Regions from separate parts of the Homo sapiens genome. Here regions 1, 2, 3, 4, 5 and 6 are each linked to region 7. The links are chromatin contacts, found by Hi-C or POLR2A ChIA-PET in ENCODE. All regions are on one chromosome and are shown on one strand. The core of a region is the stretch at or near the end of the contact, and the rest is flanking DNA. Distances in the headings are between cores, read along the strand shown.

What was found. A loop is a pair of places that touch in the nucleus more often than their neighbours do. ChIA-PET counts read pairs that join two places held with the same protein, here RNA polymerase II (POLR2A). Pooled maps may share reads with other maps.
Region 1: a loop to region 7 is called in a pooled map, with 7 times the contacts of the local background. The contact joins the promoter of UPF3B here to the promoter of CUL4B in region 7. A Hi-C loop is called at or near these places in 7 of 50 pooled maps. POLR2A ChIA-PET finds 5 or more read pairs at or near these places in 3 of 52 experiments (A673, PC-3 and activated CD4-positive, alpha-beta T cell).
Region 2: a loop to region 7 is called in a map of ascending aorta, with 7 times the contacts of the local background. The contact joins the promoter of RNF113A here to the promoter of CUL4B in region 7. A Hi-C loop is called at or near these places in 1 of 168 maps with a recorded cell type or tissue (ascending aorta), 1 of 37 single-sample maps with no recorded cell type and 14 of 50 pooled maps. POLR2A ChIA-PET finds 5 or more read pairs at or near these places in 2 of 52 experiments (OCI-LY7 and activated CD4-positive, alpha-beta T cell).
Region 3: a pooled map shows a loop between it and region 7 (6-fold over the local background). The contact joins the promoter of NKRF here to the promoter of CUL4B in region 7. A Hi-C loop is called at or near these places in 4 of 50 pooled maps. POLR2A ChIA-PET finds 5 or more read pairs at or near these places in 2 of 52 experiments (BJ and activated CD4-positive, alpha-beta T cell).
Region 4: a map with no recorded cell type shows a loop between it and region 7 (10-fold over the local background). The contact joins the enhancer-like site here to the promoter of CUL4B in region 7. A Hi-C loop is called at or near these places in 2 of 37 single-sample maps with no recorded cell type and 8 of 50 pooled maps.
Region 5: a loop to region 7 is called in a map of CD8-positive, alpha-beta T cell, with 29 times the contacts of the local background. The contact joins the promoter of NKAP here to the promoter of CUL4B in region 7. A Hi-C loop is called at or near these places in 1 of 168 maps with a recorded cell type or tissue (CD8-positive, alpha-beta T cell), 1 of 37 single-sample maps with no recorded cell type and 11 of 50 pooled maps.
Region 6: a pooled map shows a loop between it and region 7 (11-fold over the local background). The contact joins the promoter of RPL39 here to the promoter of CUL4B in region 7. A Hi-C loop is called at or near these places in 1 of 37 single-sample maps with no recorded cell type and 7 of 50 pooled maps. POLR2A ChIA-PET finds 5 or more read pairs at or near these places in 6 of 52 experiments (A673, BJ, CD4-positive, alpha-beta T cell and 3 more).

Annotation. Positions count from the first base shown.
Region 1 is chrX:119,851,713-119,855,792 of GRCh38, forward strand. UPF3B (UPF3B regulator of nonsense mediated mRNA decay) reads right to left here and starts at 1,251. Exons shown (of 11, transcript NM_080632.3): 1 at 1,061-1,251; 2 at 55-161. The coding sequence starts at 1,216. RefSeq lists an enhancer at 1,226-1,285.
Region 2 is chrX:119,869,503-119,873,489 of GRCh38, forward strand. It overlaps RNF113A (ring finger protein 113A), which reads right to left and starts at 2,231. Exons shown (of 1, transcript NM_006978.3): 1 at 973-2,231. The coding sequence starts at 2,111. The coding sequence ends at 1,080. NDUFA1 (NADH:ubiquinone oxidoreductase subunit A1) reads left to right here and starts at 2,330. Exons shown (of 3, transcript NM_004541.4): 1 at 2,330-2,511; 2 at 3,802-3,891. The coding sequence starts at 2,410. RefSeq lists an enhancer at 1,944-2,653.
Region 3 is chrX:119,604,423-119,608,432 of GRCh38, forward strand. It overlaps NKRF (NFKB repressing factor), which reads right to left and starts at 2,002. Exons shown (of 4, transcript NR_163972.1): 1 at 1,309-2,002. RefSeq lists a silencer at 1,536-1,585 and an enhancer at 2,126-2,235.
Region 4 is chrX:121,159,993-121,163,536 of GRCh38, forward strand. No RefSeq gene overlaps it. Among named protein-coding and RNA genes, the nearest start is that of GLUD2, 110 kb to the left of the region's middle. RefSeq lists an enhancer at 1,384-1,633. Within about 2 kb of position 1,584, at least 2 of the 41 ENCODE cell types and tissues checked have a DNase peak (open chromatin) inside an H3K27ac peak, as active enhancers do.
Region 5 is chrX:119,941,276-119,945,312 of GRCh38, forward strand. NKAP (NFKB activating protein) reads right to left here and starts at 2,476. Exons shown (of 9, transcript NM_024528.4): 1 at 1,945-2,476. The coding sequence starts at 2,330. RefSeq lists an enhancer at 2,213-2,713.
Region 6 is chrX:119,790,339-119,793,919 of GRCh38, forward strand. RPL39 (ribosomal protein L39) reads right to left here and starts at 1,292. Exons shown (of 3, transcript NM_001000.4): 1 at 1,236-1,292. The coding sequence starts at 1,238. LOC107985694 (a long non-coding RNA gene) reads left to right here and starts at 1,378. Exons shown (of 3, transcript XR_001755949.2): 1 at 1,378-1,679; 2 at 3,238-3,398. RefSeq lists an enhancer at 1,027-1,286.
Region 7 is chrX:120,559,712-120,563,552 of GRCh38, forward strand. CUL4B (cullin 4B) reads right to left here and starts at 1,251. Exons shown (of 20, transcript NM_001079872.2): 1 at 372-1,251. The coding sequence starts at 927. RefSeq lists enhancers at 320-1,205, 1,203-1,497, 1,206-2,090 and silencers at 1,471-1,550, 1,851-1,900.

The DNA of each region.
Region 1 (4,080 bases), core at 1-2,500, 710 kb before region 7:
AAGAATGAAAGAAACCTTTTTCATTTACCCCTTTCCTTTTTTTTTTTTTTTTACCTCGTATCATTAGAAAAAAACTCAAAATAATCATGCTCAGGCATAGGTTGAAGATGTTCCTGAAGCTGCTCCTTGGTCAAAGTGGGAGGTAATCTTCGAATTACCACCTTAAGAAATGCATAAGGAAAATAAAATTAGTACAAATCAGTTTTCTGTCATACCTGAAAGAATCACAGTTCCTGAAGAAGGCTGGGCTTTAAAATATGAGATCACTTGTAAAAACCCAGGAGAAAATATTCTTCTGCAGCCCAATGCTCAGAATTAGTCAAACATAATAGTAACGCGGTTTAAAAAAACCCTTGGAAATGAGAACCACCTGGAGCAAGGAAAAATCGCAGGTTTTGCTCTTTACAGCAGCCCTGCAGTTTACCAGGTTTGTGCATCATTTTCGATCACCCATTTTTTAACAGATCTAGTGGCAATAACTTAGTAAGCCAACGCTGGTCTTTGTGGGTGCCACGAAATCTTGATTTAGCAACAAGTTTCTCCCACGTCCAACACATCTTAAAACAAAATCCTTGCCCATTGAACTTAAGAATTCAAAACTCTAACGAATACAAAAAATCTACCCATTGCTCTCAAAATAGGATGCTCTCGATCTACCCTCCTGTACCATTAATCACCCTGCACTCTCCCCCAACTCGCCTCCATGAATAATATTCCCATCCCTCATGTCTCCTTCACTATTTAATATTTCTCCCCAATTACACCTTTAGTTCCTCATTCTTTATACCGTCGCTCTTCCCTCCCATTATCATCTCACAGCTCTGACCTAAACCCTTCCCGTTTGGGGAGTCCCCTCTTTTCCTCACCCCCACCCAGGATTTGGCCGGGAGGGGCTCTCCCCATTTCGGGTGAATGGATGAACCAGGATGATGCGACTTCCATTCAGGCGAAGAGATAGAAGGAGAACCTGAGAAAGAAAGGGGGCAGCCCCATTCCCAGCCATCCTCCCCGCGCTGCGGACTCGTCCCGCCCTCTCCCGGGCCAGCGGCCGACCGGGCACCTTGCTCAGCGCTTCTTTCTTCTCCTTGTTGCGATCCTGCTTATCTTCCCCCTTGGAGCTGTCCCCCGAGGTCCCACCACCGCTGCCTGTGGCCCCGGCGGGGGTTAACAGGGTTACTCGCTTCTCCTTAGGCCTGTGCTCCTTCTCTTCCTTCATGGCTACGTCCCCCGCTGAAGCGGCTTGGCCGGAACGGGGTTACCCCGGGCACAAACGGCTCCCGGGAAGCTCCCGTCAAAGCTCCGCCCCCAACAAATGCCCCTTGTGATAAGTCGGGCCCCACGTTCCATTGGGTCCTGCCAAGCTCTCGCGAGACTTGGGCCTTTCCCAGTGCAAAGGTTTTAACACCTGGTTTTTACTTCCCGCCCGCCAAGTTCCTGCGCCACCCAATCCCCTCGCGGCCCAGACTCCCTCGGGGCCCGCCCCTTCGCGCGTCATTAGCAATTCCGCCATCTTGAAGTGACTCTGTCGGGGACTACAAATCCCGGCATACAAAGCAGCTACCCGCTTTTGTTGGGCGTTCAGGGGCCAGAGCTATCTCAGGGTCCCTGTTTGTGAGTAAATCGAATCCTTTCATCTTCAGAGTTTTCCAGGTCGAAAGATAGGTTCTTCACGCTTAGTTTCCATCAGATAAACTCAATGCCGTCCAAATTTTGCCTCACTAGGGGAGCGACTTGTATTTTTTATCATTGAATTCAGAGGCTTTAGCATTTATTTTCCTACAACTAAAAGAAAAAGCCTAACATTTAAAAAACTTTATTTTCCTTATATTGATTAGGATTTACAGATACTTAGTAAATACTACAATATTAGCCGAGTTCAGTGGCGCACGCCTGTAGTCCCAGCTGCTCGGGAAGGTTGAGAAGAGAGGATCTTGAGCCCAGGAATTCGAGGCTGCAGTGAGCCATGATCGCGCCGCTGCACTCCAGCTTGGGCGACAGAGCGAGACCCTGTATATAAAAAAGAAGGATAATAATAAATAAACACAAGATACTGATATTTAAAGGAGTAATATGACTAAAATATACAAGATTTGTTTTCATCACCTTATTTTAGCAAAAGGATCCTTCTCCCCAGGTACTGATGTCCCACAGGGAGGGGAATAAAAATAAAACCCAACTTGATTTAGTTGCGATCACCATCTTCACTTAAAAAGGGCCAATTTTACATTATTTATAATAACTCCAAACTGGAAACAATCCAAATGTGAATCTAACAGTGATTATGTTGAGTGACAGAATCTAGACACAGAGTACATGTTGTACAATTCCATTTATATGAAATTTTAGAAAAATAAAACCACAGTGATAGAAAGCAGATCAGTCGGCCAGGCGTGGTGGCTCACGCCTGTAATCCCAGCACTTTAGGAGGCCAAGGTGGGTGGATCACCTGAGGTCAGGAGTTCGAGACCAGCCTGGCTAACTTGGCGAAACCCTGTCTCTACTAAAAACAAAAAAAATTAGCAGGGCGTGGTGGCACATTCCTGTAATCCCAGCACTTTGAGAGGCCGAGGCCGGCGGATCACCTGAGATCAGGAGTTCGACACCAGCCTGGCCAACTTGGTGAAACCCTGTCTCTACTAAAATACAAAAATTATCTGGGCATGGTGGCAGGCGCCTGTAGTCCCAGCTATTTGGGAGGCTGAGGCAGGAGAGTCACTTGAACCTGGGAGGCGGAGGTTGCAGTGAGCCGAGGTTGTGCCACCGCACTCCAACCTGGGTGACAGAGTGAGACTCCATCTCAAAAAGAGAGAGAGACACAGACACCCATAGAGGACAGAAACCAAATTAAAGATGCAATAGGAGCCCAAGGCAGAAAGCTGCCTAAGGGCCAACTCCCATTTTTGCCGACCTCTAGAATATATTCCCCTGACTCTGCACTTAAATTTTCTCACTCCAATTGTCCAGCCTATTCTTGGATTCCTATTCCTGTGGCTAAAACGGTTTCCCTGTATTTGACATCTGTTACTCTTGCTTTCAGTACCTGGCCGTTCTTATGAGCCTTGTTTATGCATCTGCCTCTGACCTACTGCTTAGCTCTGCACTTGCATGTTGGTAGTGTATGCCTCTGTTTTGGTGTCCTCACTAGCTTTAAACCACCAGCTGTTTGTCAGTTGCCAGAATAAAGTGTCCCAGGGCTCAGTCCTTAGACCTCTTTTCTATGTACACTCACTCCTTTATTAATCTCATTCATTCTTTTGGCTTTTCTGTCTTTGCTGACAACTCTACTCTAGAATTTACATGTCCAGGCCGGGCGTGGTGGCTCACAGCTGTAATCTCAGCACTTTGGGAGGCCGAGGCGGGTGGATCACCTGAGGTCGGGAGTTCGAGACCAGCCTGGCCAACATGTGACATCCCGTCTCTACTAAAAATACAAAAAAATTAGCCGGGCGTGGTGGCAGGCAGCTATAATCCCAGCTACTCAGGAGGCTGAGGCAGGTGATTCGCTTGAACCCAGGAGGTCGAGGTTGCAGTGAGCCGAGATTGTGCCAGTGCACTCCAGTCTGGGCGACAGAGCGAGACTCCGTCTCAAAACCAAAACAAAACAAAAAAAGAATTTACATCTCCAGCCCATACCTCCCTGATGATTTCCAGAGTCATGTATCCAACTGCCTATTGAACATCTCCACTTAAGACGTCTAACGTGTTCAGCCACCGAATGCATCCAAAACTGAACACTTGATCTTCCCCCACACCAACTGTATTAGCCTCCTATTCCTGCTGTAACATTACCACAAATTTAGTGGGTTTAAATAATGCAAGTGTATTATCTTACAGTTCTGTAGGTTAAAAGTCCAACAAGGTTTTAGCTTTGTCCTGTGAGGGGGCAAAAAAATATAGTAATAATAAATAAACAAACAGTCCAATATGGGTCTCACTGGGCTAAAATCAAGGTGTTGGCAGGACTGAGTTCCTTCCTGGAGGCTCTAGGAGATAATAGATTTCCTTGTCTTTTTCAGATTCTTGAGGCGGCCCATATTCCTTGGCTTATGAACCCTTCGTCTTCAAGCATCTCTCTCTGAC
Region 2 (3,987 bases), core at 981-3,480, 690 kb before region 7:
AGAGACAGGTACATTGACTAATTTTAATAAGGTGTGATCAGCACTATTACAGAGACTGTGAGAACACAGATAGTTTCAGGTAATGGATGATAAAATATTGTTTTTGACCTCTGCAGGTTCACGAGTTCTGTCTACAATAGTAATGTCCAATACAGTGGTCAGACACATTTCAAGTGCTCAATAGCCACCTGGGGCTAGTGTCTGTCACACTGGATAGCTGAGCACAGATACTTTTATCACCCATGGACGTGGGGGTTAACTATAGCTGCTTCCAAGACAGCAAGGGAGCCGGGCTCGGTGGCTCACACCTGTAATCCCAGCACTTTGGGAGGCCAAGGCAGGTGGATCACGAGGCCAGGCGATCGAGACCATCCTGGCTAGTATGGTGAAACCCCGTCTCTACTAAAAATACAAAAAAAAAAAAAAAAAATAGCCGGGTGTGGTGGCATGCGCCTGTAGTCTCAGCTACGCGGGAGGCTGAGGCAGGGGAATCGCTTGAACCGGGGAGGCGGAGGTTGCAGTGAGCTGAGATCGCGCCACTGCACTCTAGCCTGGGCAAGAGAGCGAGACTCCGTCTCAAAAACAAATAAATAAATAAATAACCAAGACAGCAAGGAACATTTCCCATATGTGAAGCCTGTGGTGCTAGCTACCAGTTCCCCAAACACAACCCCTCTCCCCAACACCTTGGCTCGGGTATATTTTGTAGTACAGGCTCCCAAGAGAAAGAATGCATGAAAGTACTTTGTAAACTATTAAGTGATACAGAAATGTGATATAATAAACAGGCTCAGAGGTCTTGCTTTCATCATGGCTTTGGTTACTTCGAGCAAATTATAGCTCTTTTCTCAAACTACTCCCACCCCTATAATTTATGCCAAAGTGTTCTGAAAAGAAACACAGGCAAAATGGTTATCCTAGGGCTAAAAATCCTGATTATACCTACCTTGAAGCTTTTAATCCAGGACCCTACTTCACCACCCGCCTGCTCTGTCACTTTCTCTACAAAGGAAGGACACGAAGTAAGACTTCCAAAAGAACAAAACGTTTATTTTTTAAATTTAAGAATTATGGGAAACCTAAGTAATGGGAATTGCATCCTCATCGGGGTCTTCTGGCAAGTCGGAAGCACCACCCTCTCCTGTAGCTCGATGCTTCTCTAGTTTAGCAATCAATTCTTTCGCTGGATTGAAGACGCCATTGGTCTGCTGGTCACAGACATAGCAGCGCGGGGTGGTGCGGAAATGCTGCAGTGCACAGCTCTCGCAGAAATAATGCCTGCACTTGGTGACAACTGGGTTTTGGAAGCTCTGGCGACAGATGAAACACTTGAATGGTATTTCCTCATCATCGCTTCCCACTTCATAGTTTTCATCCTCATAGACACCATAGCGACCCTCATCAAGCTCACGTTCGATCTGCCACCCATGCTTGTAATCTGAACGGTCATGGAGGAATTTGCAGCTGTCTCCGAAGCCGCAGAAGCCAGTCTCTTTGTAGTCCTTACAGATGTCGGGCTGGTAATCCCAGCGCACGGTGGCACGTAGATGCTCGGGCGCTCGGATGGGGCCCTTCCTCACCATCCCGGAAGAGGCATTGCCCATAGACGTATCCTTGGGCTTCATGTATTTCTGATAATTGTTGATTCCCCGATAGATCTTGTCATCCTCCTTGCCCCTCAGCTCCTCCTGGATCTTCTGGCTGCGCTCAAAGATGGCTTGTGCATCGCGCTCTTTCTCTGTGTCCAGCTCATAGACAGCTGTCGCTCCCATATCCTCTGGTCCCACGGGTTTCGCCGAACGGGTGGATTTATAAACCACGCCGAGACTCTCGGGCTCATTTTCCTCTTCCTCTTCGCTGCTCAAGTCGCCGTAAGCCGCCTTCTGTTTACCACTGTCACGGGTCTTCTGTATCATTGGATTGTGGGTCACCCGCTTCTTTTCCGGTCGAACCACAGTGCAGCCTTCGTCGCTACTGCTGCCGCTTTCTCCGGGCTCTGGGTCGCAGGCCGGGCGCTTTCTGCGTCCAGCAGCCCCTTTCCGCCCAGGCTTTTTGAAAAGGAAGGTGCACACCTGATCCACCGCCTTTCCTGGAGAAAGCTGCTCTGCCATTTTAGAGTCCTGAGCTCCGAAACAGCCGTGGCTGCCTGGGTTGCACTTGGCCCCTGCACGTCACTCCACGTTGCGCGCTCCGCCGGGAGTCGAAGCAAAAGACACTGACGGAAGAGGACTGCGAGAGCCCGAGCGCCCGTCTCTCTTGTGCCCTAGCAGATTCCGTCGCTTCTTCCGGAGCCGTACGTGGCACCGCCCCGCTCGCGGGCGGCCGCGGGGCTTGCTGGGAAGAGAGGCGAAGCCAGGTCACCTTTCAAGGACCCAGAAGTAGGGTTTTGGCCTAGGTAACGGGGCAGAGATGTGGTTCGAGATTCTCCCCGGACTCTCCGTCATGGGCGTGTGCTTGTTGATTCCAGGACTGGCTACTGCGTACATCCACAGGTTCACTAACGGGGGCAAGGTAAGCCGGCTTCGGCCCGGGGGCCGACTCCACGGGCTGATTTCCGAAAAGGGTGGTGGGCAGGGAGACCGTCAGCCTGCGAACCCTCTCTCCGAGGTCGGCCCTCTACTTGCTTCCGGTTGCCTAGAAGCCGAGGCTTGCGAAACGAAGCCCGATAGAAACTACATCCTGCTCTAGTGAAAAACAGCGTTTCTGGGTGTATCAGAGTGGGCCTTAGGGCAGAGTAGCGACGCGGGGGCCGGGAAGGTAGATTAGAAAAGGTGGCTCAAGCCTGAGAATCGCTCACTGCAACCTCCGCCTTCTGGGTTCAAGAGATTCTCCTGGTTGGGCGCGGTGGATCACGCCTGTAATCCCAGCACTTTGGGAGACCGAGGCGAGCGGATCACCTGAGGTCGGGAGTTCGATACCAGCCTGACCAACATGGAGAAACCCCGTCTCTCCTAAAAATACAAAATTAGCTGGGCGTGGTGGCGCATGCCTGTAATCCCAGCTACTCGGGAGGCTGAGGCAGGAGAATCACTTGAACCCAGGAGGCGGAGGTTGCGATGAGCCGAGATCGCGCCACTGCACTCCAGCCTGGGCAACAAGAGCGAAACTCCGTCTCAAAAAAAAATAAATAAAGAAAGAAATTTTCCTGCTTCAGCCTCCCGAGTAGCCGGGACCACGCCTGGCTTTTTTTTTTTTTTTGTAGAGGCGGGGTTTCATCATGTTGGCGAGGCTGGTCTCGAACTTCTGACCTCGGTTGATCCACCCGCCTTGATCTCCCAAAGTGCTGGGATTACAGGCGTGAGCCGCCGCGACCGGCCACCCTTGACTTTTTTATTCCCCACTTTCTCTTGCAAGCCTTTAGGAATTTACTGCGAGATCTTGTTTTTTTACATCAGGATTCATTTTCCCCTCTTCCTAGTCCTTCACATCATCTCAAGAGTACAGGATATAAATTTATTTACTTTTTGATTTTGTTATTGTTCTTCACGTGTGATCTACAGCTGTTGTTTCTTAGTGTCCCAAAAGACAACAACTAGATATTTCTTTTTTTTTTTTTTTAAAAAAAAAGGAAAAAAAATTCATGTTGGTTAAAATAGTGTAAAAAGTCACAGGTACCAACTTAATCCTAAAGTTTAGTGGTCTGATTTTATTTAGGAGATTCTGTTCTTTGTACTACTAATTTGCATTTTTATTTAAACGATGATTCCATTTCTCTGGAATGTCCCTTTTAAAAATTGTAGTATCTATCAATTGGGTCACTCACTTTTATAAACTGCAACAATAATTGTCTCTTATTTGAAGGAAAAAAGGGTTGCTCATTTTGGGTATCACTGGAGTCTGATGGAAAGAGATAGGCGCATCTCTGGAGTTGATCGTTACTATGTGTCAAAGGTAAGATGCCACTCTGATGCCAGCCTTTTGCCAGGGTTGAGGTGGGTTCTGGTAATGCCTTGCCAAGGGTCATACAGTGCTAATATATAACTAGCA
Region 3 (4,010 bases), core at 752-3,251, 950 kb before region 7:
ATAACTAAGGCTTCTTCAGTTGTAACCAGTTCCTCCTAATCATTATCTCTGGAGGTAGAAATTATGCTAACCTTGAGAAGACAGAAAAGTAATGTCTGTGATGAGAGCAAAGTATATCACACTGAATGCCATGTTCAATAATTAAGGGCAGGAGGAGACAATCCTATTTTTCTGCATCTGTTACAGTCACTCCTGGAACTGAACTGGCCAAAATTGACATGATCATATTCCAGAATCTCTCACCCTTCCTGATTTAAAAAAAAACAAAAACAAAAACAAAAACAAAAAACTATGATTGCAGGAATGTCAAAAGAAGTCGTCTCCCAATCTATCAAAGAATGAATAGTCTAGTATAGGGCCGATTTAGGGGTTCTGAAGGACAGAGGTCCAAGTAGCCTCTTCAAAAAAAAAAAACAAACAAAACACGCTGCGTTGGAACCATACTGCAGTCTCCATTGAATGCAAAGAGCTTTCAAAGAGGCCTGTTCAAAACGTCACCAGGTTCTAGGAAAGGGGGGAAAAACAAACACACACACACCCCCACCCCCACCACAGACACACACACCTAAAACCTCACTCAGAGCCAAATGTTAATCCTTCTGATCCCATTTAGGGTAAAAAGAGGGCAATCCATTTTTACAGTAGATATATCCATTTCTTTGTTTGAGTCCAGACACATTATGCGCAAATCTACAAGCAAGGCTGACGCTGCTGCGGCTCAGAGAGCTGATACGTACCGCCTCCCCAGGAGAAGACAGTAAGACCCTGCTAGGGGGCTGCAAGTAGAGGGGGGTATTTAAGAGGAATGGAAAAAGAGAGTGGTCAGGAGGAGACTAGAACAGTGGGGTCCCCTCGCCCTTCCCCCACAACTCCAACTGTCGAATATATTCTCTGCGGATACTGCATCCTTGGAAGGCCCTACGCAGGTCCGAGATGCTGCTATTCATCATTCCCCACGTCCTCTAATACCGCCACCAACTACAATGACCACCTCTCAATAATCCTCTTCTAGGCGCTGCTTCATCTCCATCCCTGGTCCTGGAGAGGCCGCTTCCGCGATCTCTGCACCCTCCTAGCTGTTATGTCATGCCCAGCCACCACAGTCGGCCACCCCACCCCCAGGCCAATAGTGATCCCTCTAGTGCCCTCCAGCACCTCCAAATCTCCAGCCTCCAACCTATCCTCCGCATCCCGCCCCCGTCCCTATCCCAACCACCATCATCGATCCCTCCAGCGCCGTCCCTAACCCGATCCCCCATCACCGATCTCTCACCCCCGTCCCTAACCCGACACCCACACCTTCCTCACCTGCAGCCCAGGAAGACGTGGTTGGTCCAGGCGGCGGAGAGCGCGAGGAGCTGGTCGAGGGCAGCCCCGGGATAGCTGTGCAGGTGCCGACAGATGAAGCTGCGCCGCAGAGCCCACTGCCAGTCACTTTCGTGGCTATAGCGCCACTGCTCCAGCACTGGCTCGGGCGGGGGCGGCGGGAGGGGCGGCAGCGGCGGCGGCGGGAGGGGGGGCAGCGGCGGCGCGACAGGAAGTCGCCCCCCAACAGCAGACGTCCTCCAGCCATCTTCTCCGCCCCCAAGCAGGGACCCCAGGGACGAAGCCGACTACGGACCGCGAGCTAGGCAGCTAGCAAGCGGGCGGAAACGGGGGGCCGGTGGGAGGGGCCGGGTAAGGAGGGGCGCGCTGAGGGGAGAAGATCAACTCTCGGGGGGACTGGAGTGTGTGCGTGGGGGCCACCGTTAGGAGGAAAAGAGGAGCACGAGCTCGCGTCCCGACACTGGGATGCACGTCCCCTACACTCCTCTAACTCGTGGAGGAGCAGAAGGGCTTCCGCCGCACTCACGCGCGAGCCGGGGAGGCCGAGTCAGGCTCCGCACCTCCACGGATCCGCAGACCCACGCACTGCGCGGAGAGCGATAAAAGACCCCAGCACGCTCTGCTCCCCTCCTCTAGGTTCTAGCCTACCTACCCGCGTGCCGTCCGGGGTTGTGAGGCCAGTGCGCTTGCGCCGCGGCTGTTCCCTAACTTCCAAATCCCGTCGCAGAATCTCGCGCGACGTACTTTTTTCCCTCCAGTGACGACTACGGGCCTTTGACGCACTACGGTGACAAGCGGAGGGCGGGGACTCCAGAAAGGGAATTTAGGAAGGTTCTCTGAGGTTCGAGAATATGGTTAGAAGGTGCCCTCAGATGAATGTTGGTAGCCCACGGCTCGTCTGACGCTTTTCCCTGGATTTTTAAGCGGCGCGACAGTGAGACCATGTTCCTTGTAAGGGATTTAGGTCTGCACTGGACTTTACATTAAAACAAAACAAAACAGTCAGCTCCCCGAGGTGCCTTTTCTTCAGAGAGTAGCTTGAAATGCTCTGTGCATCGTGCATCATTAGCTTTGTGTAATAGCTTACTGCGGAAACGTAGTAAAAATGAAACACTTGCCAAGAAAATCATCCACAGCGCCGCTTCTCAAGTTAGCCAGTTTCAAGTCCATACTGTATCCCAATTACGAACACAGATACTGTTTACACAGTTCTGATCACGATTGCAAGTCTGTATTTCACGTATCAACTTAAGTGCAAAAGATTACAAGATACAAAAGGGGCCCACAGAAGAGGGTACTGCAAGGTAGAGCCGCTCAATCACTGTAGCCAAATGTATCACTCCACCCGGAGTCAGCTTCACTCAATAACTTCAGTCCCTATCTGCCAACCTGTGTCACGAAAGCAGTTAATCAATGAGTGTCTGTCGGCGGGAATTTACACAGCACCTACTGTGTGCTCAATACAGCAAGAGTACAAAAAAGAAGGAAAGAAAGTGGGTTTTCTCTGTTGTCCTGGAATTGACTACAATCTTGGTGGGGAGAAATAGCCCTGCATAAAACTAAATGTTCCACCAGGAGCCGGACCATTGGATGAGGTGGCTTTAACACACTACCATCTTTAACTCTTTAATGACGTATTTCTAATTATATGACACTTTATGTTAGGGGTGTATTAGACTGAGAGGAGCAGAAGATAACAGCACTTTACACACTTTCATAATTTATTTCCACGTCTGTCTTTCTCCGTGGTGGGCATTCATGTTTATTGGGGTAACAATCGAAATGTTTTTAAAAAGTTCACAAGGTGATACATGCTGTGAAGAAAATAAAACAGGCTGGGTGCGGTGGCTCACGCCTGTAATCCCAGCACTTTGGGAGGCCGAGGCAGGAGGATTACTTGAGGTCAGGAGTTCGAGACCAGCCTGGCCAACATGGTGAAACCCCTGTCTCCACTAAAAATACAAAAATTAGCCGGGCGTGGTGGCAGGCGCCTGTAATCCCAGCTACTCCGGAGGCTGAGGCAGGAGAATCGCTTGAACCCGGGAGGCAGAGGTTGCAGTGAGCCAATATCGCGCCACTACACTCCAGCCTGGGCAACAGAGTGAGACTCTGTTTCAAAAAAAAAAGAAAGAAAGAAAACAGAGCAGTGCAAAGGCAAATGACTGGGGGAACACTAGATGAGGAGTCAGGTGACCTAAATTCTCATCTCATCATTGCCAACAACTATCTCTACAGCCTTCGGCAAGACACTTCACCTCTGTGGCCTTATTTTTCTCACTCGTACAATCATTACTTGAATTTATTATCTCTAACCTTCCTTCGTAGTACTATATTCTTTGATTTGATGGTTTAGAGACTAACATTACCTCAATAAACATGAATGCCCACCATAGAGAAAGACAGACATGGAAATACAGAATTCTGAAACTGAAAAGTGCTGTTATCTTCTGCTCTTCTCAGTCCAATACACCCCTACGCATAAGGTGTCATATAGTTAGAAATATGTCATTAGAGAGTTAAAGAGGGCACTGAGTCAAAGCCACCTCATCCAGTGGTCCTACTGCTGGTGGCACATTTAGTTTTACATAGGGCTATTTCTCCCTACCCAGCTTGTAATCAATTTCAGGACAACAGAGAAAAACCACTTTCTTTCCTTTTTGTATTCTTGCTGTATTCCACTGGAA
Region 4 (3,544 bases), core at 334-2,833, 600 kb after region 7:
GGGGGGTGGGGGATAATTTTTATAACTCAGTTGTTCTGTATTTCATGGAATAAAACAGCTGGAGGTTAGGGGTGCTGGTGAGGAGGATGTGGAGTCACATCTTAAATATCTATATTTTTATTCTCCAAGTTCCTTCTGGCTTAGTGCTATCAAGAGGCTTACATTATGGGGTACATTTTTATTAATAGGAATAGTACCAGTGTTTCTCAAAATCTGGCCCTCCTTGAAAATCTGCCACAGAATTCACCCAGACAGGTACCTGCTTGGGCTGAAATCAGAGACCATATAGCAGCTGCCTGTTTAATAAGCTAAACACGAGATTCAGATACATGCTTAGATTTGAGGACTACTTAAGTTAACAAAAGATTAAGAGCCAAGAAATGGATTTTTGAATTTTAAAAAGGTGAAAAATGGCAGATAATAAAGCTATTAAAAGGAGTTTTGAAAAGCCTAGGAAACTTGAACTTTTGGATATTTTTCTTTTAATTTGGCAAGATAGGAATTTTTCAGTCAAAAAGAAAATTTTGTGGTAGAAGGACCTTCACATCTTGAAATAGTCTTTCTCCTTTTTTCCCCCCTCTCTCTAGAAATCTGACCTATTCCTAAAGGCTCATCTTCTCTTACATGTTCCATGACCACTCTAGTCAATGAAAATTACCTTGGTTTTTAGAGTTGCCTTCTCTTATATTTGACATTCAGCCCTAGGGCCTCTTTTATTTTTAACTTGCCTACAGTGGAGACTTCACCTTTTAATTAGGATTTACGAGCTTCATGCCTGTTGATATGGTCTCTCCAACTATCCATGTTTATCACCCAGTAGGAGCCAAATAAATGCTTGCAGTGTGCATGAGAGTATTTCAGAGGACATAATGCAACTTTGCTTGAGGAACATGAATACCGAAGCTGTGTTGAGGGAAAGTGAACTTAAAACACATGGTTATATTCACTAAAATAGTCAAATATTGAAAAAAGTAGTGTGCAGAGTTCTCTTTCTCCCCAATAGTTTTTAAAGAAATGTGGTGAACCAAAATTCTTTATTTTCATTTATGAGAAATAAACCCATTTCCATAACTCACCGTTCATTTCAACACTTTCTTTCAATTTCACCTATGACTCAGACTTGGTTTATTTCTGGCAGCACGTTGTCTTTTAACTGAGAAGTGAAAAGAACTCAGAACAATGACTTTCCAACTCCTCTAGTCCTTCTATAATAGTCCTTAAGTGCTGAGAGATAGTCGTTTGTGTGTTCGCAGATTACATCATCCATTATACTGGCCCTGTCTTGGGATCCTTTTCTTCCTTTTGGAATTTGATAACTGACTTTCTTTAATTTCATTTGTAGAAATGCATCTTACCCATTTATCCCTTCCCCCTCATTCTCCCTTTGAAGCCATAGTGTCCCTGATTTTAGTGTGGGGGACTAGGGGTGGGTGGGAATTGATGCCTGCCTGGGGGTTTTTAAGTACCAGAAGCAACATTATTTCTATATTTTTTGTTCTGCCACTGAAAATGCCTCAGCCCACACATAACTAGTTCTGGTTCTCTTCCTGTTCCTCCGCCTACAGCATCCTCCCGCTCCTCTTCAGATGTCTTCCCCCCTTCACAGCAGGCCACTTTCCTTCACAGTTCCAGAATGGTTTCATTCATCACTGTCACAGTCCCTGTCAATAGTAAACTCTGCCATCTTATCTATGGCCACCAGTAAATGAGTTTGCATTTAACATTTTAAAGAGTTTTCTTTGTTTCTGACATTCTCCACCCACTGATACTTGTACTTATGCGGCTTGCTGTCACCTTTTTTTTCCTGCCAGTTGGTTGGCAGGAACCAATCTCCCCCAGAAAATGCAAGAGGATTGTCCTGTCACTCAGAAAATCTTTCTAATCTTAATCTGACATTGGTTACAAGTGCTCACGTTCTTCTTTGGGTGAGAAAGACAGACTTAGGAAGAGGAACAATTTGAGAATTTGGCAGAGGTAGCTGAAAGTTGCAAATGATTAAATTGGACACTGGGAAATTTTGGATTTGACTTCCTGCCCTGGGCTGACCTGCTGTCAGTTCTGTGTAAATTACTTAGTCTATTTGTGTCCTTTTCTGTGCTATGGGGATGATGTTAATTTCTAAATTGGGATGGGAGGTAGGTAATGGATACCACAATTTGAACTATTAAAGTATCAACAATAATATTGTTTGTTGAAAGCTTGCTATGTGAAAAGGTGCTAGGTGATTTGTACCCACGATGTCTACTTCTCAAGACAACATTGAGCAACTTGGGGCCCAGAGTAATTCAGTGTCTTGCTCAAGATCACACAGCCCCAGCTTGTACGCAGTGGAACAAGAATTTGAACATAGATCTGTCTGGTTCCAGAGTTCGCACATGTATGATGACTTTGTTACATAAGACCAGAGTAGTACTGAGCACAATTGGGTGTTCTCAGTGATTTGTGTCTCGCCCTGCCTTGGTCTCCTTCAGGATATCAACTGATGTTGGGTTTGTGTGTGACTAATAGTGTCAGTGTTTGAATTTCAGTTCGGCCATTTGCCAGCTACATAACTTTGGGCAAGTTATTTAGTCACTCTGTGCCTATTATCCACATCTATAAAATGGGCTGATAAAGGATGATAAAAACATTTACCCCATAGATTTGTTGTGAGTCTTGACAAGTAAACACATATAAACAACTTTTGTTTAACATATTGTAACCCCTCAACGATCGTTATCTATCATCATTCTCAGCTGCAGCATTATTTCCCTACAGTGCTTCTCTGCAGACCTGTTCTGACTGGCTGTTCGACCATGCTCCAGATGGATTCTTCCTTTTATCCGTGTGTGTGTGTGTGTGTGTGTGTGTGTGTGTGTGTGTGTGTAACAACTTGTTCAGTTTTTTTTTTTTTTTAATATTAGAGCCCCACTCTCTACCTTCCAAGGTGACTGACCCTTCCAGGATAAATTAACTCATTCTGTGATATTAGTAGTAGATGATTTATTCTTGACTAGAATTTCTGTTGACATGATTCTTTAACCCCAAGACGTAAAATCATTTAGTGCAGATTGCAGGGATGGGGTGGGTTGGGTTGTGGTGTAGTTTGGACTATAGCACGTTTTCTTCAAATAGAGCAGGGCCACTTTTTTCTCTTTTATGCATACATTCAATTTCCTGGTAAATTTTTTATTTGAATGATAATAATAGCAAGCACCTACATAATACTTAACTTTATGCCAGATATTGTTCTCAACACCTCATATTATCTCCTTTAATTCTTTTTTGTCTTTTTTCTTTTCTTTTTTTTGCGACAGAGTTTCACTCTTGTTGCCCACGCTGGAGTGCAATGGCACAATCTTGGCTCACCGCAACCTCCGCCTCCCGGGTTCAAGCAATTCTCCTGCCTCAGCCTCCCGAGTAGCTGGGATTACAGGCATGTGCCACCACACCTGGCTAATTTTGTATTTTTAGTAGAGATGGGGTTTCTCCATGTTGGTCAGGCTGGTCTCGAACTCTTAACCTCAGGTGATCCACCCGCCTCGGCCTCCCAAAGTGCCAGGAT
Region 5 (4,037 bases), core at 1,226-3,725, 620 kb before region 7:
TGTTTCTGAAAAATGTAACTTGGAGAGATGGGTCTCCAACCTAACTCAGGACTGTTTTTACTGTTTTTGCTCCCATGCATGAAACATTAATAGCTAACACTTATGGAATAGTTATGTTCCAGCCACTTAATTATTACAATCCCCAAATCCCTAGTACTTATTTTATCCCCTTTTTAATCCATAGTACTTATTTTATCCCCCTTTTAATGATGAAGAAATGGAGCCCAGAGAGGTTAAGTAACTTGACCAAGGTCACACAGCTATTAAGTGGCAAATAAAGGCTTCATACTCAGTCTGATTCTGGAGTTTGTCCTTTTCCTTTCTTTCTTCCTGTTCTTCTCTTTGTTTTTTTTTGTTTGTTTGTTTTTGAGACAGCATCTCCCTCTGTCACCCAAGCTGGAGTGCAGTGGTGAGATCATGGCTCATGGCAGCCTTGACCTCTCCAGCTCAAGTGATCCTCCCACTTCAGCATCCCCAGTACCTGAAATTACAAGCACATGCCACCACGCCCAGCTGATTTTTAAAACACTTTTTGTAGAGACAGGGTATCCCTATATTGCCTAGGCTGGTCTTGAACTCCTGGATTCAAGTGATCCTCCTGCCTTGGCCTCCTAAAGTGTTGGGATTACAGGCATGAGCCTCTGTGCCCAGCCAAAAAATGCATAGTTTTAAGGAGAAAGGAAAAGGCTCATAATTATTGCTGTGTAAGTCTTAATATCTTGTTTATTGTTAAATTATGTGTCAGGCACTGTACTAAGTTATTTACGTGCACTTATATGTTTAAAAAAATGAGAAACTTAGAAATATTACAGGCATTGAGAGGTAGGTTAAAGTTCCAACAGTTGGGAGATGTCTTGAGTCTTTTTCTTCCGGCAGTGGGAGGTAATAAAGTATAGTGATGAAAAGGACAGGCTCGGCAGGGCATGTGGGGTCATACCTGTAATCTCAGCACTTCCGGAGGCCAACGTGGGAGGATCACTTGAGCCCAGAAATTCGATACCAGCCTGGGCAACATGGTGAAACCCTGTCTCTACCAAAAAATACGAAAATAAGCCGGGTGTGGTGGTGCGCACCTATAGTCCCAGCTATGAGGGAGGCTGAGGTGGGAGGATCACTTGAGCCCAAGAAGGTGGAGGCTGCAGTGAGCCAAGATTGCACCACTGCACTCCAACCTGGGCGACAGAGCTAGACCCTGTCTCAAAAACAAAACAAAACAATCCCCAAGCTATGCATTTTTCCACTCCAATACTCACTTTGATTAGAGATCTAGTCTCATCCTGGCGTCATTTTTCGAGGTCAAGACTGAGACCACTTAACAAGACCTTCCTCAAAGTGGGGTCATCTATAGCTTATCAGATCACTTTTCCTACATGCATCTAATCGTCTTGTCTGAGGGGAAGGTTTATTTCCTCTCCAACTTAAACCCTTGATTTCATTCCTTCCTAATTCCCCACAAAACGTTTCTACATAAATATCCTGTTATCTCAGACCTGTAAGTTCCTTCATTCAACAAGCAATGGTTGAGCGCCTATAAAGTACCAGGCACTTAGAATTCTGTGATCAGAATTCTCCTCCGTTCACTGGCTCCTCCTTTCCATGAGCTCAGTCTAGTGGGGAATACAAATATATTCACGAATGATAATGACACAACCAGGTAAATGCTACAGTTCTGGTAGGTCTGAACTCTCGGCAATATTCGCTAACAAGACAGGAGGCGGAAGGGGGTAGCGGGAGACCAGGGCACTATATGAAGGGGCCTGAGGGTAAGGGAAAATGAAAAGGACGAATAAAGGGTTGTCGTGGGTGGATTAAAGAAAGGGATGAAAATGGGCGCAAGGCAAGCAGAGTGAGCGAAATGCGAATAGTCAGAAGCGGAATGAATGATAGATCGGACTCCAAAGGCACGTAGGCTCGTACAAGAGAAAGTGCGGCCGTCTCACTCACTTCTGCCGCAGGCTCTCCTCCCTCTCCTTGTCGAGGAGGCTAGGCCAAGGCTTGTCGCTCCCGTAGGGGCGCGAGTAGCTGCCGTAATAGACTGACGAGGAGGCAGAAGCGAAGGGGATGCCCCGGGGCGCAGAGGGCCGCTCTCTAGAACGCGACCGCGAGCGTGAGCGGTAGGACTGGTTTCGGGAGCCTTGGCTGAGGCCACCCAGCTGATGGGTGAGTCCATTCCGGTCCCCGGACCGAGAGCAAGAGTGCGAGCGAGAGCGGCGGCCCCGCGGGGAGCGGGCAGATTTGCTGGGCTTCGGACTCTTCGACGAACTGCGACGTCTTCCCCCCGAGCCCGAGGCCTCCCTATCCGGGCTGCGTGAGCCGGACACCGGAGCCATGGCTACTGGGGGGCCCCAGCAGCCGTGGGACAAGGGGGCGCTCTCGCGAGCCTAGGAAGATGTCTGTTGCCTTGGTTCCCGGGACCTGCCGCTGCGGAACAGCCCAAATCTGAGGAAACCTTGGACACAGTTCTGGGTACTTCTGCAAAACCCTTCCCCGGATCTAGGCGGTCGTCACCGACAGGAAGCGATGTGTGCATCAATATAAATAAGCCGGTGGGGCAACTAGATTGCGTGCATCCTTCCAGTTCCGAGTGAGGCTCCTCAAGTCTAAGCAAGAGACCAAGTTCTTTCTCAGCCTTGAACTTGAAACACTTGAAGGGAAGTATATATTTCAAACACAATATACAGTATACATTTCACTGAGTGGCCGTATGAACAAGACAGTTAATTCTGCTTGTGTTTCCTGTGCTTTCTGTGTGTATTTATATATAAATGTGTGTGTGTGTGTGTATGTCATGTATGAAAGTATGAATGTGTATTTTCTTTTTCTTTCCAATCCCAAGCAAATCGGGAGGGTTTTTCGCGACTGGGGATTAGCTATGGTGTCTAAGCCCCATATTGCCGTGTTAGCTTAGAGGGCGCAAATTTTGTTAATGACTCGCGCCTGATAAACTTCAATTAAGTTTCCCGCCTAGAGAAAAACTGCATACTTATCCCCTAGCCACCGTCTCCACCAATATGCCCCAGCAAAAGGAGGTTTTTTTTTTTTGAGACTGGAACTCACTCTGCTCACTCTGTCGCCCAGGATGGAGTACAGTGGCAAGATCTCAGCTCCCTGCAAACCTCCGCCTCCCCGGGCTCAAGCTATCCTCCCACCTCAGCCTCCTGAATAGCTGGGATTACAGGCGCATGCGACACCAAGCCTGGGTAGTTTTTTTTTTGAGGGGGGTCGGGGGAAACAGGGTTTCACCTTGTTGCCCAGGTGGTCTTGAACTCCTGGGCTCAAGCGATCCGCCAGCCTCGGCCTCCCAAAGTGCTAGGATTATAGGTGTGAGCCACTGCGTCTGGCTTGTATTTTTTTCCCCAAAAAGTGTCATTTTATTTTTTATTTTTTTATTTTTGAGACAAGGGCTCCCTCTGTCATCCAGGCTGGAGTGCAGTGGCTATCCTGGCTCACTGCAACCTCCGCCTCCCAGGTTCAAGTGATTCTCCTGCCTCAGCCTCCTGAGTAGCTGGGATTACAGACATGTGCCATCATGCACAGCTAATTTTTTATTATTTTTTAAATTTGTACAAATCTATGGGATACATGTGAAATTTTGTTACATGTATATAATGTGTAGTGATGACGTCAGGGTATTTAAGGTGTCCATTATCTGAGCACAATACATTTTTGTTAAGTGTACTCTCGGCCTGGTATGGTGGCTCACGTCTGTAATCCCAGCACTTTGGGAGGCAGAGGCGGGTGGATCACTTGAGGTCAGGAGTTTGAGACCAGCCTGGCCAACATGGCGAAACCCTGTCTCCACTAAAAATACAAAAATTAGCTGGGCCTGGTGGCACGTGCCTGTAATCTCAGCTACTAGGGTGGCTGAGGCACGAGAATCGCTTGAACCCGGGAGGCTGAGGTTGCAGTGAGCCGAGAGTGAGATTGCACCACTGCACTCCAGCCTGGGCAACAGAGTGAGACTGTGTTTCCAAAAAAAAATAGTGTACTCTCACTCTACCATGCTGTCAATATCAAACATTGAATTTGGGGCTGGG
Region 6 (3,581 bases), core at 42-2,541, 770 kb before region 7:
CCCCCAAGGACTCAGACGACCACACTGGGAATGGCTAGGGAATCTGGCTTCCTGGGAAGAACACAGCTTTGAGTCAAACAGAACCACCTACCTACCATTTGCAAGTCAACGAATCTCAGTGCTCTACTTTGTAAAACAGGGGTACGTACTTTTCAAGTGTTATTGGGAGGGTAATTAAGACTTAGGGAAAGTCCCTGACATTCAGAAGATCTAACCTACTCACCATTTCGGTATTAATCCTAACTCTATCTCTACTGCTAAATTTCACTGGCTAAAAAAATAAACTTTTAAATTTAAAAATAAATGAAATGTCACTTTTCCAAGGATGACTGTCTCAATTTCTAGTTGCATCTTTTGGCTTTCATCTAAGGCCAACCCCAATACTCCCCCAAATCTACAGAATAATCTTGCAAAATTGGCACGGATGCAGGTTTAATGCCTGGCCAACCTGGACGAACATACCCTTGCATAATAATGGGAGCCAATACAAAGAAGGCAAAGATTACACCCCGTCCCCCATCCACAGTAGCAGTTGTAAATTTTGTCAAGTAATAAATTACTTGACAAGTAATAAAATACCAGTACTTATCGCCTCCATATCTAGAAATCAACATTTTACATTTCCCAGTAAAGAGTGACTGGTTCGCTGCTGCCATTTACTAAGAAGGCCAGAATGACACACAGGTTCGCAAAACACCCCTTGTTCTAGGCGCTTCCACGGGGTGACGCTCAAGTCTCTGAATAAACGTCCTCTAAACAAAAGTCCTGGGATCTAAAAATGCGGTTCGCTTCTCCACGCCAAGCTAAACCCTTTTCGAAAACCAGTAGCCCACAATACCCTCCTGATTACCCTCCACGTTGCGCATGCCACGGGCAGCCCACAGTCAGGCCACGATTTCGGGGGTGGCTGCCACCTCCCACCCCCCGCCTCCAGAACGAGTTCGCTACAAGCGAAGGGAAACCGGAATCCCTGCCCGACTCGGCAGCGGCCGGGCAAAGAAAGAGCCCCCTTGAATCCGCGGCCGCAGCGCAGCCCGTCCCTCTCCAGGTTGCTCGCTGGCTCACTAGCTTCCCTCCAGGCCACGAAAGACAACAGTGGCCGAACTGGATATTTTCTTGAAAAAGCCTTTAAAAGGCTCCCGCCCCTCAACGCTCCGCGCGGCCCAGGCATTTCCTGGCAGCGGCCTCGGGTTTTGGGAAGCCACCCCGGGGCCGATGGGGGCCGATGGACTTACCATGGCGAGCAGCGGAGTCAAGAACACACCACGATGGCGGAGAAAGGAAGAGGAGGGAAGCTGGCGGAAGAACGAGCTTAGAAGGCGCTTCCGATGGGCGGAGTTTAGGAGGTGACGCTATGCACCGACCGCCTCTTCTAGTGCCTTCTCTGTCTAGCGGTGCGCTCCCGTGGCGCCGTGGGAAAGCGCGCTGGTTTCTGCCAAATGCAGTTAGCTTTGCTTCGCTTCCCTAAGTGCGTTCCCCCAGGGGCCCGGCAGTGTGCTAGGGGCACCCTGCTTCGTAAGTGAGGCAGACAGCCCGTGATAAATGCCAAAGTAGAAGCCCCTCCGAAAAATTAAGGAGCCGATTGGGCGGGACTAACCCTAAGGGAGGGCAGGGGAAGCGACCGTCACCTCCGGGCGCCGGGGACTCGGAACGCCGGGTCGGAGCTCGGCAGGCGGAGAGTAAGTGCCATTTTCCCAGAGGGTTACGAGTCATTTCGGCCTGGCTGGGAGGTGTGGGAAGGGACAGTCGTGTCGGAGGAAGCCGGAGAAGTTGGAGGGGGTTGGACCACGTGGACGCTTATGTAAGCCTAGGGGTTTTCGACTAGGCGGAAGGTTGCCAATCAAAGTTTTCAACTCAGAAAGTTAGGGACAGAACCTCTTCCTTGGCTGCTAGAAGTCCAGCCTGACATTGTAGCCCGCCTTTGGCAAGATGTACAATAATTAATAACATGCGTTTGGGATGCTAGTGTTCCCCATTTTCATCCTTTTCCCCATTTAAAAGCAAAAACCTTTCCTTTTTGATGAGTAAATAAAATAAACATAAAAATAAGCTGGGCGTGGTGGCTCACGCTTGTAATCCCAGCACTTTGGGAGGCCTAGGCGGGCGGATTACTTGAAACGAGGAGTTCGAGACCAGCCTGGCCAACATGGTGAAACCCCGTCCCTACTAAAAATACAAAAAAACTAACCAGGCGTGGTGGCGGGCGCCTGTAATCTCAGCTACTGCGGGGGCTGAGACAAGAGAATCTCTTGAACCCTGAAGGCGGAGGTTGCAGCGAGCCGAGATTGCGCCACTGCACTCCAGCCTGGGCAACAAGAGCAAAACTCCATCTCAAAAAAGAAAAAGTAAATAAATAAACGCAAAAACCTCCATGTATATTTGCAGTCACCTCAAGCATTTTTACACCAACGGATTACAGCAAGGGTTTTTAACCTGGAGTCCACAAGAGTCCATGTATAGAATTCAGAGGATCCCATGAACTTGAATGGGAAAATACAACTTTATTTTCACCAAATTTAATGAAATGTAATGCTTTCTTTATTTAGGAATGTAGGCAACAGACCACAGTGGCATTAGCAGTACTCGTGACTTGGTCACTAATAGAAACCATAGATGGCTTCATGTTACATTACAGTTGATGCAGATGTCTCCATATATTATTTACACACTCCCTTTAAATTACATTAGTTATAAGTTCACAAATAGAACTATGTTAAGAAGCCCATGTATTACTATAGCACATATTTCCTTTTTTTTTTTTTCAAGACTGAGTCTCCCTTTATTGCCCAGGCTAGAGTGCAATGGCACAATCTTGGCTCACTGCAACCTCCGCCTCCCGGGTTCAAGTGATTCTCATGCCTCAGCCTCCCGAGTAGCTGGGACTACAGGCACGCACTACCACACCCAGCTAATTTTTGTATTTTTAGTAGAGACGGAGTTTCGCCATGTTGGCTAAGCCGGTCTCGAACTCCTGACCTCAAGTAATCCGCCCGCCTCGGCCTCCCAAAGTGCTGGGATTACTGGAGTGCGCTACCGTGCCCGGCCTAAAGTCACATTCTGAGGTCCTGGGGATTAGGGCTTCAACACATGAATTTTGGGGGAACATAATTTAGCTCATGACACCACCAGTCACCTTCTAAGGCCGAATTCAAATGCTGTCTCTTCCCCTTAGCTGGAAATCATCACCCCTTCAACACTGTTGTAATAGTTTATTTGTACCTTTCTTATGGCTCCTAGCACTATCTGTTCTGTTGCAATGCAAAAGGATGAAAGTAACAGTGGCTGCTGCTTATGGGGCTTGATAGTTACTATGTAGCTGCATGTATTAATTCAAGCCTCACTGTGAGCTTACCATGTTTTACCAGTGACCTTTTGAATCTTCACCAGAACACTACAAGGTAAGTATGGTTAATCATCCTCATTTTACAGAAGAGGGAACTGCAACAGGGACAGATTAAGTTGTATACCCAAGGTCACACAGCTACTATGTTGCACAGCCGGTACTCAGACTCAGGTAGTCCAGGCTTCAGAGTCTGTGCTGTCACCACTACCCTCTACTGCCTTTTCAACACAGATTTTGG
Region 7 (3,841 bases), core at 1-2,500:
CCCAGCAATGCCAAGGCTCGCTATGCACCTGAAATAAATAAACCTCTTTAGAATACAAATTTCTCACCTGCAAAATCCGGATCAATCATACCGATTGTCAGTGTTATAAGGAATAACAGATTAAATACAATAGGTTGAAAAAGACCTCAAAATACTGCACAGAAACACCCGGTGTATGCTTCAGCACAAGGATCCTAACCACCCCCGGAAAATGAACCCTCCACCAAAAAAGGACCTCCCCTCCACCTCATTGATTATGCATAAAACATTAGGCCACCTCCAAACTGTTTAATATATTAACATAAATAGAGCACGTGACCCCTCGAGTGTCAAATCCTTATTAGGTGATTATGGATTTTGGCCTTGGTTACCTTTAAAGTTCTTGATCACTAACTTCTTAGCAGAGCCAGGTTTGCTGTTAGCAAAGCTAGAGACGGTGGTAGAAGATTTGGCTAGGCCGTTTGCATGATGCACCGAAGCCACAGAAGAGATTAATATACTCTTATTTTTAAGTTGCTGCTGCTGAGATGTTGCAGCAGTTGGTGAAGATGAGGAGGAGGAGGAGGAGGATTCCTCAGCCATCTTCGCATCAAACCCTACAAACTCCAGGGTGTCTTCAAAACGCAGCTTCTTCTGTATCGGTACGTGGCTGGAAGCAGCCACTGAAACCCCCAGGCAGAAGGACGAGGTTGAAGGGGATGCCGAATCCCTGGGTTGTAAAGGAGGAGTGGAAGAGGAGGAAGAGGTGGAATCAAAGTCTTCTCTCTCGTTACTACTGTTACTGCTGCTACTGCTGCTGCTGTTTAACTTTCTCTTCTTGGCAGAGGTGGGCGGAGTGGTGCTGGTATTACCATCAGTGGCAGATCTGACCTCCTGAGCAGCAGCAGCAGCTGAGGGACTGGGGGAAGAAAAACCTGTTGGAAACATGAAAATAGCGGGGTCAACAGGCAGAGGAGCATCAAAAACCTACGTTTATATGCCTGCGTGCGTGTAGGAGAGAAGGTAGCAATGCTAGAGGGGGAAGGGAAGAAAGAAGAGAGGAGAAACACAGAGGACGAGAAGGAAAGTGAAGGGGGGGGCTACACCGGGGGAATGGGAGGGTTTGGGAAGGCGGATAGGCTGACACCAGGAGTGAGCAGAACGAGGGGGGAGAGCGAATGAGGAGGCAGACAGGTAAACGGCCGTGCCGTCCCCCTCCCCTGCTTTTCGATCTCTCTCCCCCCCTTTCTGCAGGAGCGACTCAGCGAGTCTGTGAGGCTGCAGCTCCTCCTCCTTTTCTCCCTCTCCCTGGGAGGGGAGAGGCTGTGGTTGGGGGAAAGGGGGAGGGGGAAAGAACCAGGGCTTGTTATTGTCAATAGCACAAGAGGCTAAAGATGGCGCCATTTCCGGTCACGCGGCGCCGAGGGAGGGGCGGTGTCAACCTCAGGGAGTGGGGGTGAGGGAAGCGCTGCAGCCGCCCGGGGGGCGGGGGAGCTCGCGCGTGAGGGGGCGGCTGGAAAGGGGCGGCTAAAGTGCCCCAGACGCTCGCGCTAGTTCGCTCCTGCTCCCGCTCCCCTTCGCGATCCCCTTTCCTGGCAGCGCCTTCCTTCCCTGGCCCACCGGGAACTCCCACTCCCTCCTTAACGGTCCCGCGGGAAGCTTCGCGCCGCAGCGCCCTTACCGGAAGTGACTGGGCAGACACTTTTCATAGCGCCCAGATCCCGAAGCCCCCAGGTCCGCAGGACTTGAGTGGGGGGGGGAAGGGGGGAGGGAGAAATTGGGGGGAAGAAAAGTGGATAGGAGGAGGGGGCGGGCCTTCGAGACACCTTCGGAGCTCCTGATTGGAGCTTTCTGAAGGCGAGGGGGTGGGGGGGGTGGCGGGAGGAGCGGGAAGGAGCCTCGGGGGAGGGAAGGTAGTGACGGCGAGGGGCGGAGTGAGCTAGCTGGGAAAACGGAGGAGGAGGAAGAGGAGGAGAGAGGGAGGGACGGAATAAAACGTAAGGGTCCGGGAGAATAGAAACTTTGAAAGAGATGAAAGAATAAGGAGTGGTTGCAAGGCTAGGGGAGTAACCCTAAATAGAGGAAAACATAATCATGCCATTATGCCCGCTGCTGGAGAGGAATGTCCCTATGTTAAGATAGGAAAGGAGAAGAAAACGAGCTAAGATAGGAAGAAAAGGACTTTTTAATTCGGTGCCGGTATAAATTGTTTCTCTTTTATCTCAAGGCACCACAGACCCAAGGCTGAATAAGGCCTGAATTTTGATGCCTTTCTCTTTCATGTAGCTGTAAATCCTTTTATCTTACTACCAGGAGCATTTTCTAAGCTGGCTGGCCAAATTAAGTGTGTATTCTAAGGCGAAGAAATGGAAAGGTAACTAACCCCTCACCCACCCAGCACTATGCCCAGGATCGTCCTAACCCCCACTCTATCAGTCCTTAACTCAGTAATTTATAGACCCAACAAAGCTAAGACCCACTTCCTTCTTTTGCCAAATCTCAGTTTACACGCTGTCCCAAAGGAGACATTTTAGAACCATATCGGCAAAAGTCAGTGTTTTCTACTAATGTGTTTCATGACCCCATGCTTTACAATTGATTATTGATTTAAAAAATCTTTAAGTTTGGTTAAATTAGCAACAATAAACCTTGTAAATTCCCTGTTGGGAGTTTTTACTTAACCTTGGGGCATTCTCAGAGGGAGGTAACACAATATCAAAAACTAAATTTGCCAACCTGTTGATCATTCTAACTGCAAAAGCATTCAGTTAGCATGTATGGTAAGACTATGCAAGGTCTCTGCCCTTGAGAAGCCAGTAGGGGAAGATAGTTTCAAAACTAATTTCCATAACAATAATATGACATATATACAAAGTGCTGTCAGAAGAGGCAAAACAAGAAATTTGGGAGAAATCTGGAATAGGAAGAGTTCTACAGAGATTATGTTTATGCTGTGTCTCAAAGTGGGAGTTGCCAAAAAGAGAAGAGGGAACAGGATGAAAGGCATTCTGGGGAACGGAAACAAGGGCAAAGCAAGGAGTGAAAGGGCCAGGCCTGTTTATGGAAACATGGAAAGTGCAGTGAGGCTGGGAAGTAGGATGTCTGGCTGGGAGTAAGGAAGATGAGGCTCAAAAGTGCCTGGCACACCAAGCCAAGAATTTGGAGTCTACTCTGTAGGCGATCATAGATAGCAGGGAGACAATCCAGCAAGCAGAGCTTTTACAAACCAGGGGTGACAGGATTGTGAGTGGAGTAAAAGCAGCTTGTATGGTATACCTTGTGATAGGTGAATCAGAACCCTGCAAATAAATCAACTTTCTAACTTTGTTTAAACAGGCCCACTTGTTTTTGTGTCTTGAAAAGTCCCTGATTAAAATGCAAATCAACCTTTGGCATTATTAGACAATATCATTGCTATTTGATGACAGCCTGCTGAAAGCAAGGCTCTAATGGAACTTAGAACCGCTGAGAAGGGAGATGGGGGCCTGAAAGGAGACAGATGGAAGCACTCCTATCTGTTTTGAATATACCACATAGTTTTTTTCATTTTGTTTTGTTTTGAAGACAGAATCTTGCTGTGTCGCCCAGGCTGGACTGCAGTGGTGTAATCTTGGCTCACTGCAACCTCTGCCTCCCGGGTTCAAGCGATTCTTGTGCGTCAGCCTTCTTGAGTACCTGGGACTACAGGCATGTATCACTACGCCTGCTAATTTTTTTTGTATTTTTAGTAGAGTCAGGGTTTTGCTATGTTGGCCAGGCTGGTCTCGAACTCCTGGCCTCAAGTGATCCGCCTGCCTCAGCCTCCCAAAGTGCTGGGCCTACCATATAGTTCTTGCTGCCCAAATAGAAACAGTAAACTCTT